2 separate regions of the Homo sapiens genome follow, and region 2 is linked to region 1. Evidence: chromatin loops called from intact Hi-C (ENCODE). Cell type or tissue: chondrocyte. All regions are shown on one strand.

Region 1 (8,000 bases):
TTACTTTTACTGGTAACAAAGGTTTTTGGGGGAGAAGATACTAAACAAATTAAGAAATTTATAAAAAATGGCCAGGTGTGGTGGCTTACGCCTGTAATCCCAGCACTTTGGGAGGCTGAGGCGGGCAGATCAAAAGTTCAGGAGATCAAGACCATCCTGGCTAACACAGTGAAACCCCGTCTCTACTAAAAACTAAAAACAAATAAAAAAATTAGCTGGGCATGGTGGCGGGCGGGCGCCTGTAGTCCCAGAAAGAAGGGCGTGAACCCAGGAGGCAGAACTTACAGTGAGCCGAGATTGCGCCACTGCACTCCAGCCTAGGCGATAGAGCAAGACTCCGTCTCAAAAAAAAAAAAAAAAAAATTTATAAAAAATGTCAGTCAATGCTACAGAAAGTAGTATATTAAGACAGATACTCTCATTAGTGCCAGTAAGAATGTAAATAGGTAGGCCAGGCATGGTGGCTCACACTTGTAATCCCAAGCACTTTGGGAGGCCAAGGCAGGTGGATCACTAGAGGTCAGGAGTTTGAGACCAGCCTGGCTAACATGGTGAAACCTCATCTCTACTAAAAATACAAAAATTAGCCAGGTGTGGTGGCATGCGCTTGTAAACCCAGCTACTTGGCAGGCTGACGCAGGAGAATCACTTGAACCCGGGTGGTGGAGGTTGCAGTGAGCCGAGATCACGCCACGGCACTCCAGCCTGGGCAACAGAGCGAGACTATCTCAGAAAAAAAAAAAAAAAAAAAGAGTAAGTTGGCATTTTGTTTTTGGGAATGTGTTTTGCAATGCAAAGCCTAAAAACAGCCAATTTTAAAAATTAATACTCATGAAATAATATAAAATACATAAAGATGTTCTCTGCTCTTTGCAATAAACTAGGAAAAAACCCTCTGAATGTACAAACAATAAGGGATGATTAAGGTTTATCCCGATGAAGCCATTTAACAGGCTATACATTTAGATCTAATTAATATAGGTAGATGTTTAAAGTTTCATGAGGACACTGCTCTTATCTAGCTTTCCACTTTTGTATCCCTAGGGCATAGAATAAGGCCTAGCACATAAATGTTTAATAAGTATTTGGTAAATAAATGAAAAAGTAATGTCGAGTAAAAACGATATAAAATTTTATAAAATGTGATTTCTGTGAAGAAGCTGTATAGAAAAAGAATTGGAAAGACACACAAACAAATGGGAAAAGAGGTCATGGGCAATTTAAAAAAATAGCTTTATTGAGGTATACTTTGACATGCCATAAAATTCACCCATTGTATGTGTACAATTCAATTACTTCATTTATACAACTGTTCAATTATCACCATATTCCAGCTTAATGGTCAATATTTGCTTTGTCATTTGATCTTTTCTCTATGGTAAGCAAAAATCTATTATTTGAAAGGTTCCTTCACTGAAAGCTGGGTGGAGTTGAACTCTAAAATTACCTACAAAATTACTTTCTATCTAGTCATCTATGTCTAATTCTTCAATTTGACACATGCATGTTACTAGCACAAGCTGCATTTTAAAGGCAGCAGGAAGGTCTTTTACTATCATTAGAAGTTAACTTTAAGGATTGAGCAGGCACGATACAGCATAGATTGTTTCGTGTGCTATATAGTAAGGTCAATATTCTTGCTCCTTCTACAAATAAAAAAAAGTTCCACAGAATAACAAGTACAGGTGGAGTTCCCAACGGAAATGCAGGTACTGAATACAACCAACTGCAACTGTTTCTCTGCTCCTCAATCCTGCTGGCGTAGTACGCGAGCTGCCGACGTCCCCCAACCCACCAGGTAAGCCGGCCGCTCCTGTCCCTAGGCTGTGAGGGGTTCAGAGGTAAGACCTTCGGTGTATTCACTTAGCTCCCTACGGAAAACTTCGAGAAGAAGGCGACTGAGATCGGTTAGCACTTAAATCCCTTTCAAAGCCCCGGCTCCCATCGCCCCTCCTATGGCCTCCTACCTGCAGAGAAGCAAAGCAGGTACACCCAGTGCCTTAGGCGGGCCAAGCCTAGCACTGTGGGAGCAAAAAACATGGCTTCATCGTCAGGGTGCGCTATGACCAGCAGGGTCCGGCTTTCGGCTCCCAGCCGTCCTCCCTGCTCCCGACTCTTCATTCGTTCTGAGGAGTCCCAAACCCAGAGGAAGCCCCATGCCAAGACCGCCAACGCCACACACAGGAGCCACATTGCTTCCATGATGGGTAAGCAGCACTGAGCCTGCGCAGTAGGAAAGGCTGCCTCTGACCCTGACTCCGGCTGGAAAACTTCACCGGGGAATGTTGGGTTCCGCTGTTAAGTCCCTCCCGCCGACATGCTCCGGAAGCTTGAGGTTTTAACGTTAAGGGTTCTCTTGTGTTTTAACACAGAAGTCTCCATGCCGTCCAGTTTCCTACCCTAGTCCTACCACACTGTACAATCGGTTTAAAAGGAAGCGTCTTATATATAAGCTCCCACTTATAGGAAGAGTTCCTTCCTCTTCATTTTCGAATTCATTTCTTAAAACTCGGGCCTTTCTCGTAATTATAGGGTTAGACAGCCCGTTATCCGTATGACAGTTTTCCAAAATAGCCAGTTACACCAACTTTGTTATTCCTTCTCACTTTTGGATGGCTTTCTTTACCTTTTTTTTTTTTTTTGAGAGGCTCTGTCGCCCAGGCTGGAGTGCAGTGGAGCGATCTCGGCTCACTGCAACCTCTGTCTCCCGGGTTCAAGCGACTCTTCTGCCTCAGCCTCCCGAGTAGCTGGGACTATAGGCGCGCGCCACCACGCCCAGCTAATTTTTGTATTTTTAGTAGAGAGGGGGTTTCACCATGTTAACTAGGCTGGTCTCGAACTCCTGACTTCGTGATCCGCTCGCCTCGGCCTCCCAAAGTGCTGGGATTACAGGCCTGAGCCACCGCGCCCGGCCCTTTCTTTTTTTTTTTTGAAACGGTCTGGCTCCGTCGCCCAGGCTGGAGTGCAGTGGCGCGACCTAGGTTCGCTGCTACCTCAGCCTCCCGCGTTCAAGCAATTCTCCCACTTCGGTCTCCCCAGTAGCTGGGATTACTGGCGCGCGCCACCACGCCCGCTTAATTTTTGTATTTTTAGTAGTGACGGGGTTTCTCCATGTTCGTCAGGCTGGTCTCGAACTCCTGACCTTAAGTGATGGCCCGCCTCGGCCTCCCTAAGTGCTGGGATTACAAGCGTGACCCACTGCGTCCGGTCGGGCCTGGCTTTTCTAAAGGAACGTATGCGTGCGGTTACGAGGAACCGTCGTTTCCCCAGCAGGGTGAGGCTGAGCGTGCACTTAACAGTCGCGAGGGCCACAGGCTCCTCTTGCAAGTAACTTAAGGTTAAGGAGCAACATCGTGGACAAATCGGCCTCGCCCAGCATTTCAGTGAGGGCTTGGTGCGAATTCCAGCCAGAGCCCTAGAAAGTATCTTGGGCAGGTCGAAATGCACCCCTCCAGCTCCCAGCCACGAGGGGACCGGCTTCCCTGTACGCAGCTCCGGCCAGAGGAGGCCGCCGCCGCCCCACCACGCCGCGGAGGGGTTTGCAGGGTCCCTTCCACGGCCTGGAGTTTTTCCTTTTCCCACGCCTGAGGAAGGCCTCGGGCGCGCGGAACAGACGGGCAGGCGGGGGGCGCACAAGCCCAGGGCACGATGGCAGCAGCGCTGGATCCGGCTGGGCGCTGCTCGGCCCCGTATCCGTCCGAGAGGACCGCCGCTGCCAGGCCTAGAGGAGACATGAAGAGACCGGGCGCAGCGCGACCCGGGAAGCTCCGCCGAGGTAGGAGAGGCGCCCGGCCAGCGGAGGGAGTTGGTCTCCCAACTCTCCGGAAGGAGGAGGAGCCGGCGCTGGAGCCGCCTTAGCCGCGGCTCCGCGGGCTGGGGGGAGGGAGAGGGGTTGAGTCAAGATGGCGGCCAAGGTGGCGAAGCAGCAGCCGCGGCGGCGGCGGCGGCTGGAGTGAGCGTCCGACTCGCCGCGCCGAACGAGGTCCCGGTGTAGGGCCGCGCGCCGTGGCCGCGTCCCACTCCTCAGGCCGGGGCGCACGTCGGCTCCCACGCTTAGCCAGCTCCCGGTGAGTAGGCCCTGGCGCCTGCAACCCCGGCCTCCGGGCTCCTGCTAGTCCGGGGGCTTCCGAGGGCTCCCGGGGCAGCAGCCGCTGGGACGGTTTCTCCGCCGGGCGGGGGGTGTCGCAGGCCTGGGCAGGTCGGGACCCGTCCTGGCCGCCTGGCCTCTTCCACTCGGCAGCCCAGGAGAGAGCCGGGCGCGGCGGGGAGCTCGGGCTGGGCTAGCGGAGGCTTATGGAGTTTGGAGGAAGAATGGGCTGTGGCCGGGCCGGGGCTGGCCCCGAGGTGTCCTGTGCGGAGGGGCGTGCGGAGCCTACAGGGCCTGCGAGGGAGAGCGGGCAGCCGGTGCCCCGGGTGGGGCCGGCGCAGGTGGCGGGCCTGGGCTCACTGAGGCGGAGTTGGTGGCCGACTTGGAAGTGTAGAAGGGGCTGCGGAGGTTGACAGCCATGGACAAGTGCGTGCAGAGTAAATTAGTTCACCTTTCTAACAGACCGCTTCAGGGTGTAATGGCGAAGGCTGGGTACTGGTGGAGATGGCAAAGATCCGAACACTATACCTTCTGCCGTTTATTGTTGGTGTTTTCTTAAGCGAAGTCCGTAAGTGCACCCCTTTTTGGGGAGAGAGGAATTTGAGAAACTGTAGTTGTGAAATCAGCCTTTATGGAGAGGAGACTGAATTCTTCAAATTAACTGGATCAGGAATAGTCATGTATTAAAGGAATGGATGGGAATAAGTGATATGGACGAAAACTATTTGCTCAGGAAGTGTCAGTTTTCTTTATGTGATGTTGCATGCTGCGGTGCCTCTTCCACAGAGTTAACCTTGGAGAGTAGTAGTATAGGTAATTCTAATCTTTGGGATTAGTATGTAAACCTGCATCAGATTTGCTTCTCTAATTATATCCTAATTATATTGAAATTTACATTCCTTGTGTGCACCCTGGTGAGGCAGTGATGGAAGGCTGAACATGGCACTGTGCAAGGAGCAACAGGCCCGGGATTTAAAAATGCCTACAAAGATTCATTCATTCGTTCAATATATCTTGATCAATAGCTGCTGATGCTGGGTCACATGTGATTGTCCTGTGGATAACTGAAGAGTTGATGGCATCGTTTAATTTTTAATAGCTTTTTAAAATGTTTTGATGTACCTTTTCATGAAGATATTTATTGGATGAACCAACTTGTACTTGCCCGGGCTCAGGAGCAGACCAATTTTAGAATGTTATTTAGACAAGGGTAACAATTACAGAAGAAGTAACCGCAAGTTACTGGAGAGAGAAATCTTGTATCTTTTTTTCTTTTTCTGTTAACATCCGGTGGAAGTTTATTTATTTGTTTTAATATTTATAGTACCCAGTTGCTTGGCCTTGCTTTAAGCACACCTGTTAATGGAAATCAAGATTAATTGTATATATGGATATAGCTATGTATAAAATGCTCACAGTAGGAACTGATTACTTACAATACTAAAATACTCTTTCCTTTTACAAAAGGCTTGCCATATGTTGAACTACTCCCCCGGAGAAAATATAATACAAAGTATCTTGATTCTTGCTCTAACTATGTGATTTTGGAACTTGATCAACCTTTCTGTGCTTCAGTTTCCTCATCTTGAATATTAGGTAAACATCTACTCTCCTAGGGTTGGCTGTTGTGAGCCTAAAGGGAGTTAATAGTTATAAAATTGTTTTAAACAGATTGAAGGGGTTATATTTCTGTGAGGTGGTAACAGCTCCCTCTGGGCTCCTGTAATGCTTTTTCTGCACATCTCTCGCGGCATTTACACTTTCTATCTTGTAGGTATTTATGTACCTATTTTATCTCTTGAGAGCAGGATAGGCCCTTCGCTGATTTTATCTTTTTTTTTTTTTTTTTTTTGAGACAGTCTTGCTCTGTCACCCAGGCTGGAGTGCAGTGGCGCAATCTCAGCTCATTGCAACCTCCGCCTCCGGGTTCAAGCAATTCTTCTGCCTCAGCCTCCCGAGTAGCTGGGACTACAGGCGCGTGCCACCATGCCTGGCTAATTTTTTTGTACTTTGAGTAGAGACGGGGTTTCACCGTGTTAGCCAGGATGGTCTCAATCTCCTGACCTCGTGATCCGCCTGCCTTGGCCTCCCAAAGTGCTGGGATTACAGGCGTGAGCCACCGTGCCTGGCTTATTTTTAATTGAATACTTGTTGGATTTAAAAAACAGTAAAATTTGTGTTTTGCCTATCCTCTTAATCAAAAAAGAATGAAATGATGGAAATTAACTTATAGGAAAGATTAGATTAGTTAATAACTTTTTTAAAGCTTTTTTTTTTTTTTTTTGGAGACAGGGTCTCTTTTGCCCAGGCTGAAATACAGTGGCTCGCTGCAGCCTTGACCTCTGGACTCAGGTGATCCTTCCACCTCAGCCTCCCAAGTCGCTGGGACTACAGGCACAGGCCACCACGCCTGGTTAATTTTTTTTTTTGTTTGTAGAGAAAGGGTTTGACCATGTTGTCTAGGCTGGTCTCGAGCTCCTGGGCTCAAGCGATCTGCCTGTCTCAGCCTCCCAAAGTGCTAGGATGATAGGGGTGAGCCACTGCACCCGGCCTTAAAAGCATTAAAAAAAATTGTGTTATGAATTGGTGAAATTTTCTTTTCTTACCTTTGTTATCTGCTGTAGAAGGCAAAGGCCTTTGGATAGACTGGGGGTTGATGTAGGTGAGTGTCAGGCTGTTTGTTTTTTAAAAAATATGTTTTGGTTATTTGGTTTTAATTGTATTCTGTGATCTATCTTAGTTGTAATTTCAAATTCTTCTTGATGCCTGGGAATGATGGAACTCTTGCATATTTAGTTCCATCTGTTCTTTTACTTAAGATACTGGATTTTACTAGACTATGATATAAAACAACTAGTAAAGATTGATCAGAATTTATTGTGTATAGTCTTATTTGTAGATTAGAGATTCATATATTTTTGTTTACTCACTTATATTCAACCAGTATGAGGTGCTTTTTATGTTCTGGCACACTACTAAATACTAGAAAGTTATAAAATATAGTCGAGCAGATCAGTTATATTCACAAATAACTCAGTCTATAGATTATCTTTTTTTTTTCTTTTTTTTTCCTTTGAGACAGGGTCTCGCTCTTGTCACCCAGGCTGGAGGGCAGTGGCGTGATCTCAGGCTCACTGCAACTTCAGCTTCCCAGGTTCAAGTGATTCTCCTGCCTCAGCCTCCTGAGTAGCTGGGATTACAGGCATGCGCCACCATGCCTGGCTAATTTTTGTATTTTTAGTAGAGACGTGTTGGTCAGGCTGGTCTTGAACTCCTGACCTCATGATCTACCCGCCTTGGCCTCCCAAAGTGCTGGGATTACAGGTGTGAGCCACTGTGCCCGGCCCTATAGATTATCTTATATTTGGTCCTTTTCAGGTTTGAGGATGCAAAAAATACATGTATACATGTAAATGGTTAAGAAAACATTTTGTTTCTTTTTCTATTAGCACTTTTTAAGAGCACTGGAAAACTATGAAAAGCTTCTGTAATGTAGTAATAACCGTATGTGGAGCATCTGTTTTTTATTTTGGTTTTCTTGTGGTGGCATTTTTCCTTGAACACTTATACTGTTCTTCTACCATTTTTTTCCTACCCCAGTAGCTTGTGTGGTCAAAATATTACTAGAATAGTCTTCAGATACAACCTATTTTTTTTTTCTTTGCATTTGAAAGTCTGAGACTGTATGAAACACTGCGAATGTTCCTATGGAGTTCTTCAGACAGTTTGCTTCTTCCGTATGTCCTGCTGTTACTTTTATTTAACAGCGATCTCAAAAACAACAAAATTGGTTAAAATAAAATGTTAATGGCAGGGCACAGTGGCTCATGCCTATAATCCTAGTACTTTGGGAGGCTGAGGTGATAGGACCACTTGAGGCCAGGAGTTTGAGACCAACCTGCACAACAGAGCG
Region 2 (8,000 bases), 190 kb after region 1:
ATTTTGTAAGATGGGGTTTCTCCATGTTGGTCAGGCTGGTCTTGAACTCCCGACCTCAGGTGATCTGCCCACCTTGGCCTCCCAAAGTGCTGGGATTACAGGCGTGAGCCACTGCGCCCAGCCTGTTTTTGCGTTTTCTTAAGCTGTAGGAGGCTTTCTGGGGACAGTTAAACATCTAGAAACTGATGAAGGGTAGCAGTGTTCATTAATTACCTCATTTCTCAATCTTGTAGACTTTAAAATCTGCCCAGTGAGATTCAGCAGATGACTTGCATCCTGCTGCCCCTCAGTCTGCAGACGTTCCTGGGTACTTGTCCATTGTCGTCTGAGAACTATACTCTTGCATTTCTCTTGAAGAGTTAAGAAAGCTCTTGCTATAACCTGACTCTGTGATTCTCCATGGAAACATCTGATATAGACTTAACTAAAAATCTAGCCTGGGCTTTCTCTTCTGGGCTCAGCAGCCCTCACTCATATGCTACTCATGTTACTCTTCTTTTTTGGACCCGCACTGACTGCTATATATCATTGGCTAGGATTTAAGTGGTGAGACTTTGGCCATTCCGTGTTGTATTCATTTTGCTTTCATGGTGTCACATGACCATTTTACAATAATCCTATTCTACTCCATCCTACAAAAGTTGGATTGGATGAAATACCAGTTATGTTCATGACAATGAAAACCTAATTTTTCTTTTGTCAGGCTCAACTCAGTTTCCTTATAACCCTCTGACTATGCGGATGCTCAGCAGTACTCCACCAACACCGATTGCATGTGCTCCCTCTGCGGTGAACCAAGCAGCTCCTCACCAACAGAACAGGATCTGGGAGCGAGAGCCTGCCCCACTGCTCTCAGCACAGTACGAGACCCTGTCGGATAGTGATGACTGAACTGCACAAAGTGAGGGGAACAGGGTGCAGGAGAGGGATCTCTAGTTTTTGTGGTTTAATTTTTAGTAGCAGGTCAAAAACCTGCCCTCCTGTGACTTATTCCCTGAGACTTTTCAGGAGAGCCAGCCCACAGATGATGAAGAAATGATGGAAGTTCATTTGGAGAGTCAAATGGGAAAAAAACAAACAAAAAACTGCCTTTGATACAGGCAATTCAGTGGACTATAATAATAGTGGAGGGTTGAGATGTAGAGTTTTTAAAAAGTGAACAGTTGCTGTTCTTACATCTGTAAAGAAAACCATAATGTCTTTAAATCACTCTTCTGTAAATAGATGACCTTTTTGCAGTGTATATCCCCTTGCTGTAGTATCTGGTGTACTTATGTTCAAATCAGCGCATCAACTTTGGGGGTGATTTTTAAAAATCTTTTTGTCTATCTATCTTTTTAACCCTAGCCTTCTAAACAACCTCATACAGCCCAGTTACATAATGTTGGCTGTCACGGGCATTGTACTTTTATCTGATATTGTTTCCTCTAAATTCAGCTTTCCAGTGATGTTTAAAATCTTGTGAAAATGTTTAGATTTTTAACACAGACCCTGTCATAAAATCTGTACATTAGGGTCAAAAGGTAAAAGTAACAAATTCTGCCATATTGTAAATTTCCAGTGCAGGCTTTAATTTTTTTTTTTCATTAGTAGCACTGAAAAAATATTACTGCATGGGTATGTTCTAGTTCAGTTTATAAAGTTTTAAAGGCTTATTTGAGGCATACCTCACTGTTACGCACACTGGTAATTTAACCATGCCCCTAAGTATTCCTTTTCTCCTGCATTTGATGCAGCCCAACAAAGCTTTTGTTTTGAAATAAATTTGACTACCCTGTCCATAGCTACAGTAGATTATTTGTGGTTTAAGGCTCCTGGTGTCTCAGGTTCCAAAGGAAAAGCTTACATATTTTTCCCTTAGTTTGAATATATGATTGGTTGGGTTAAAAGATAATGATCTGTGTAGTATTTAGATAAGCTTTATGCTGCATCCTGAAAAACTCATGGTGAACACAGTCCTTTTTCCCCATCACTATGGACCAGCATTTACTCTCACTTTGCTCCCTTGGGACAAGAGTTTACTGTTAAATGTTTTCATTTCACAGAGTCTCAAGGTGCAAATAATTTAAAAGACTGAATTCTAAACTAATTATGGTACTAGAGGGCCAGTTTTATCTTTCATTAAGAATTGCTTGCTGAATTTTAAAGTTTTTTTCATACAATTTATCATAGCATTTAAGTATCTTTCTATAACATAGATACTAACAGTTTTGGGAGAATGCCACTGGTAACTGGAAAGGGGAGAAACAGATCTCTCAGGATGATAAAAATTAGCACTTTACAGACTTTCAAGTAGACCTAAACTTTTAAACAAAAGTACTCAAGGCTTTTAAGGAAGCAGCTCTGTGATTAGCTACTGACCAAGACCCTCCTATCACTGGTGTCTAATCCCTATGTTACAGATGAAGACACAGGTTTAGTACTTTGCCCATATAGTTAAATTAGTGACAGAGATAGGCCATAAGCCCACATTTGTCTTCAGTCAAAGCTTTCACTCCTGTCCCTGTTCCACTCCTGTATACCTGAGGTCCCCAACATAAACTTTAGATCAGGCTTAGTGGTCAGCATTCCTAGTACTTGGAAAGTTGGTATTTTTTACAACAGATATATGTAAACATATAAAAATTTCAAAATGAATGAAAAACAGTGACTAAATGTTCCACTTCACAGTTTTCTGCTGAATTTTTTTTTTTCAGGTACTGGTAATATTTTAGAGTTTGTTAATAATTTATATTGCCAACCTACCATAAAAGAGATTATGATGGTATTTTTCTATGACCCTGAGGGTCTTAAGCTATTCTGAGTCAGAATACAGTTGACCCTTGAACAACACGGGTTTGAACTGTGTGGGTCCACTTATACATGGATTTTCTTCCACCTCTGCCACCCAAGATAGCAAGACCAACCCCTTCTCATCCTCAGCCTATTCAACATGAAGATGACAAGGATGAAGACCTTCATGATGATCCACTTCCACTTAATGAATAGTAAATATATTTTCTCTTCCTTATAATCTTAACAAACATTTTCTCTTCTCTAGCTTACTTTATTGTAAGAATACAGTATATAATACATATACAAAATATGTGTCAATCGACTATGTTATCCGTAAGACTTCTGGTCAGCAGTAGGCCATGAGTAGTTAAGTTTTGGAGGAGTCAAAGTTAGATGTGGATTTTTGACTACTTAGGGGGTCTATGCCCCTAACTCCTGCATTATTTGAAGGTCAACCGTATAGTTTCTGAGAACATGTCAGATCAGAGCCTAACTTCTTACTCTTGCAGTTCTACCTGAGGACCCGAAGGTGAGGTGCTGTGAACCACTCCCTCCATCCTCATCATAATGCATGTGCGTATTACTTTATTTACCATCACCTGGAGAAGAAATCTCAGAATGAGAGTTAAAATCCAATAATAGTTCTTGGTTCAAAATAAATGAAAGGACAGAATTCTCACATGGTTTACCTATGGAGGTTCACCTTATCATGATTTAAGTGGTAAGCACAGAGCAGCACTGACAACTTACTGTGGTTCACTGCAAACCAAAACATGATATTCTTTGTAGACTTAGATTTCAGTGTTCTGACACTATATCCTTACACGTGATTTTTTTAGCACCCAGAACTAAATTAAGGTCTTCCTAATACTCTTCATAAAAGTATTCTGACAGCCAGTTTTCCACTGCATGTTTATGACTGCAAATTTCATAATGCTTTTAATTTTGGTACACTGAGTGATTCTATTTTAAAAATATTTATGCCCAGAAAACTCCAGTGACCATTGGACAGTTAAAAAATTTTAATGACACGATTTTAACCAATTCACTTTTGAATTTAGACCAATCAGTAAAGGAGATCAGTCCTCCTTTTGCTTCAGTACCTTATTTTACAACAGTGTAAATGAACTGTAATGAAAACACCCACATGAAGAGACTGTCCTGAAAACTCCTAGTGTTTCCAACAACGAGACCATGAGCTGAGTCACTGTGGATGATTTAAAATTAATAAATAAATAAAACTTGGAATGAAAAACCTTTCAGTAACCCCTGCAGTTGTGAAAAGGTAAAAACATTCTCAATGCAAAAGGTGAGTGGTTGACATTAATTTTTTTAAGAAATCACCATACGTTAATACTGGTTTCTACTGAAACAGTCTGATTTATATTGTATCTTATCTCTCTGAGCTAGACTTGGTAAACGGCATTAGCTGCATGGTAAATAATATGAGATTAGACAGAAAATAGGAAGAAATTTACATCTGCAACATACAAAACTCTAGTTTTAGTCTAATCCCTGAGGATTTGGACCTCAAGGTTTCTGGTGTTTTTATTTTCTTCAGAAAGTTTTTTTTTTTTTTTTTTTTTTTTTTTTGAGAAATGCAAAGATTACTGGGATACATACAATATTGTTGTGTAGTCTCATTTATTATGAAGATTCTTCCAGTATGTACATACGAACCAAAAGTATCAGTTTATCAGTCCCACTCACATCCCACCCCCACAGGCATACCAACAGGGTCAATCTTCCTTCATGGTACCTAGAAAAACTGTCTTTTTCCTTAGGTAAATGGCTAAAAATGTATTCATGACTGCTGCAGTAAGAGCATCCACCTATGTATCTTTACATACTTTGAGACAGTGTGATAAAGCTCTTTCAGCACAGCAGTCTATTCATTCAAAGTCATCTAACCAAATACCTTCCCCCACAGCTAAGAAAGAATCCCAGTGTTTCCCTAGTTTAGAGATGAAGATACTGAAATTGCAAAAGCAAAAAGGCTAGGACTAAGATCCAGGTCAGTAGTTCAGCTATACCAGCAGTACACATTAGAATTACGAAGAGTTTTAAAATATACCTGTAGGGGCCTATTCTGACTCAGAACAGCCTGGGCTGTGTGTCCTTAAAGAGTACTTGAGATGACTCAGTTGTGTGACTAAGGCTGCAAAGGAAGTAGAGTGTTCAGATAACACAGACAAAAGGTTACATCATTCTTAGTTTTTAGTTTTATATAAACACCCCCATTTTTAGTTTTATATAACCAGATAAATATGGTTCACTTTTATTTAAATTCAAATGGGTGCTATACTGTCACGTGCCTAATCCCCACTTTACAACTTCATGCTGGATGCTGGTAGCAAACTAAGATATTTTTCTCTTTTATGTATTAAATTCCACTTGTGCTTCATGAAACAGACTATAAGAACAACAATTCACCATAATCCCCCTTTGCCATGAGGAAGGTAATTCTGGTCAGTTTGCCAGGTATTGATAAAGTAAAGTAAGAGAAGACAGGGCAGCAAATCAGCAGACCAAAAACTTATGGTAGAAATGCCAGGCTGAATCACCACACCCACAGCGCACAGGAACACCAGCCCATATGAATCTACAGTTCTACTTAGACCAGCAGGGACAGCACCAAGTCACGTGTTACAACTGAAAGCATCACTTGACGACATCCTGAAAGGTCATAATCAGTTGGGAATGAAAGTCATTTTTCCTTTAAAATACAAAAATGGCAGTGTGTACAACCCCTCCTTCACTAAGGCTAAATTGAGGAAACCTGAATATCAAAAACGACAGATTTAAGCCATTGATCGGGTGCCACAGAGACAGGAATGATAGCTATTCTTCCACATTACTAGACATTATTCTCCCTACACAAAAATGGATTTAGAGCTTGACAGAATTTGTCAAAGGTCTACTTTTCTTTGACAGCTCAGCCAACTCTTCCCTGATGTGTTGTACAGAAATTTCATCTTTTTTCAGCTTTGCTTGCTTCAGTGCTTCCTGGTAGATCTCTTTTGCTTGTGTATATCGTTCTAAAATAACCCAGAGAGAAGGGACAGTAAGAAGAAAGTGTATGTTTTCAAGGTGATTCTGAAGAGAGAGCATGAATGCAGATATAGGGCTAATTTACTGTGTGCTTATGAAGCGACAAGCTGGTGCTGCCTCATTTCATCCCCATCTGACAGGCTGGAACTCCACTGAATGCTGTGGGATTCCTAACGGCCCTTTCCAGTATATCCTGAGGACTTTGATGAGCCCAAGATTTCATGAATGGTGGTATGTGTAATACACCTGTCATCCCAGGTTTCTGAAAATGATCGGTATAGTGTGCTGACACTAAGAAATGTCTGACAAAATGATACTTCCTGTCATAAAGCTTCACCAGCACACTGTGAGAAACACATTGTAACTGAACACATTTAGAAATCTGTAAAGCACTACTGACGTAAGGTACTATCATTGCAAGGTTTTCTCCAGCTTGATGGGGTTCGACAGGCTAGTGCAGGTCTGTAGAAGTTACGTGAATTGAACACAATAGTACTTCAACCTAATCAATACCTCCTTTTTCTGCCATTCAACCAGTCTTTTAATTTACATGTTTATTCGTTGGCCCTTGCCCTCCCTACATACCACTTCACAAATCTATCAATCCAGTGACATCCCTCCCTTAAAGCAAGTCAGTTAAGTTTACATTGCTACCTACCTCTGTGCATCAAAACTGCAGCTAGATTACTGAGTACCATGTGTAGCTCAGGATGATTTATCTGTCTTGCCAGATCTGATGCCCTTTGCATATAAATATAGGCCTCATCAAAGCGGCCCTGTGCATCCAGGGTAGTAGCCAGGTCACTCATCAGCACAATGGTCTGTATGTAAAAGAAAAAACAATTTTTTCTTTAAAAACATGCCTTCACAGAACTTTAATGTGGAGTGCATCCAACTCTGAATACATAAGATTTCATCTTTCCTAGCATTCCACAAAAGATGAGGGATACCATTCTTTAACAAATTTGTGGGCATTTGTTAATCATAATCACATTGTACAGTGGACAATGTTAGTTCGACCTTTTGGGAAATAATACAAATCTGGAAATTAGGTAACAGACAGTGCTTATTAATCCAACTAATTACCCAGTTAGAAGCACCAAATGAAAAACAACAGCAAGAAGCTACACATATTATCTCCTTTAAGGCTGAGCAACTTTGAGAAGCCAGCCTCCTATGGTTTGATTGCCTCTGGAGCCCCACTGTATTATGTTGTTCCTGCTGATAACCCTGAGGCTCATCAAAAACAAGAAATACACCATCTATTTTAGGAAGATGCCCAGTAGGAGTTTTTTTAATTTGGCTACTGAAATGGAATTTCAGTATGGAAGAGGTAGACTTCCATACCTACTTCCCCACTGATGCCATGCTTTAAGCCCCCTGACTCTAGTACTTGGAGATCTGAATTCTGTACTTGCTTGTTTATTATTCCTCACTCCATTAAGGGACTCTTCATAATAAGTTATAAATCCCTTTCATGGAGATAATTCATAGCTCAACCTCCCTTTTCTTCCAAAACATATTACTCACCCTACCCATGTACCCCAGCCTTGGGACACATTCAGTTAAAATTGTTATGTCTTATATTGGCAGTAGCAAGCATTCATAGACAAAGCAATGCACTCCTTACATCTAAGAACTTACTCGGATGGAGGGGAGACCCAAAGAGATGATTTCAATTCAATGTGTTTAATGTTCTAACACAGAGCTTTACACGTTATACTTAAATTCTATAATATGCCAATGGTTTAAGTGTTTTTAATGTGGTCCCTTGCCCTTCCCTCACCTCTTGCCATTTTAACTGTGGGGCAAGGGAGGCAAGGATATTTGTGTATTAAACCGTTCCTCATAAGCTTCTAATAGGGGTATCTAGAGACCCCACTCTGAAATACTGTGCTGTGTCCATTGAAGCCTGACCAGTCCTGCTCTGTAGAAAGGTTGCTCTGTTGTGCAAACCATGGATCATGCAAAAAGTTCTGGGCAGACCTAGTAACTGATAACTAGTCTCAAATCCTTTCTGAAACAAGTAGTTGGGGTGAGGGTGCTGGTGATAAGAAAATGAGTAGACTGGGGACCAAGGAGGATCTAGGACCATCTGCTGATCCTGTTACCAATGAGTGTGACATTTCACACCCTTCAATTTTGAAGCCTTTGTTTTATATTCCCCCTTCTGT

Evidence for each region. Hi-C counts contacts between places; a loop is a spot of excess contacts. Peaks named below come from ENCODE experiments on the same cell type or tissue, not always from the same donor. Only the 100,000 strongest peaks of a DNase experiment are listed, where the experiment ranks them.
Region 2: it touches region 1 in a loop (2.2-fold over the local background); 3 of 110 quality-filtered maps call a loop at or near these places.

Annotation. Positions count from the first base shown.
Region 1 is chr17:16,211,429-16,219,428 of GRCh38, reverse strand. It overlaps NCOR1 (nuclear receptor corepressor 1), which reads left to right and starts at 3,895. Exons shown (of 46, transcript NM_006311.4): 1 at 3,895-4,067. PIGL (phosphatidylinositol glycan anchor biosynthesis class L) reads right to left here and starts at 2,219. Exons shown (of 7, transcript NM_004278.4): 1 at 1,968-2,219. The coding sequence starts at 2,202. RefSeq lists enhancers at 2,194-2,443, 3,630-3,689, 3,267-4,182, 4,183-5,099 and a silencer at 3,960-4,429. In chondrocyte, CTCF peaks have their summits at 3,546 (motif pointing right) and 3,746; DNase peaks (open chromatin) are centred at 2,228, 3,237, 3,798 and 4,208.
Region 2 is chr17:16,025,187-16,033,186 of GRCh38, reverse strand. It overlaps TTC19 (tetratricopeptide repeat domain 19), which reads right to left. Exons shown (of 10, transcript NM_017775.4): 9 at 6,485-6,647; 10 at 3,783-5,813. The coding sequence ends at 5,665. NCOR1 (nuclear receptor corepressor 1) reads left to right here. Exons shown (of 46, transcript NM_006311.4): 46 at 704-4,030. The coding sequence ends at 891. Among named protein-coding and RNA genes, the nearest start is that of TTC19, 29 kb to the right of the region's middle. RefSeq lists silencers at 4,951-5,000, 7,765-7,965. In chondrocyte, a CTCF peak has its summit at 4,830; no DNase peak of the experiment used is centred here.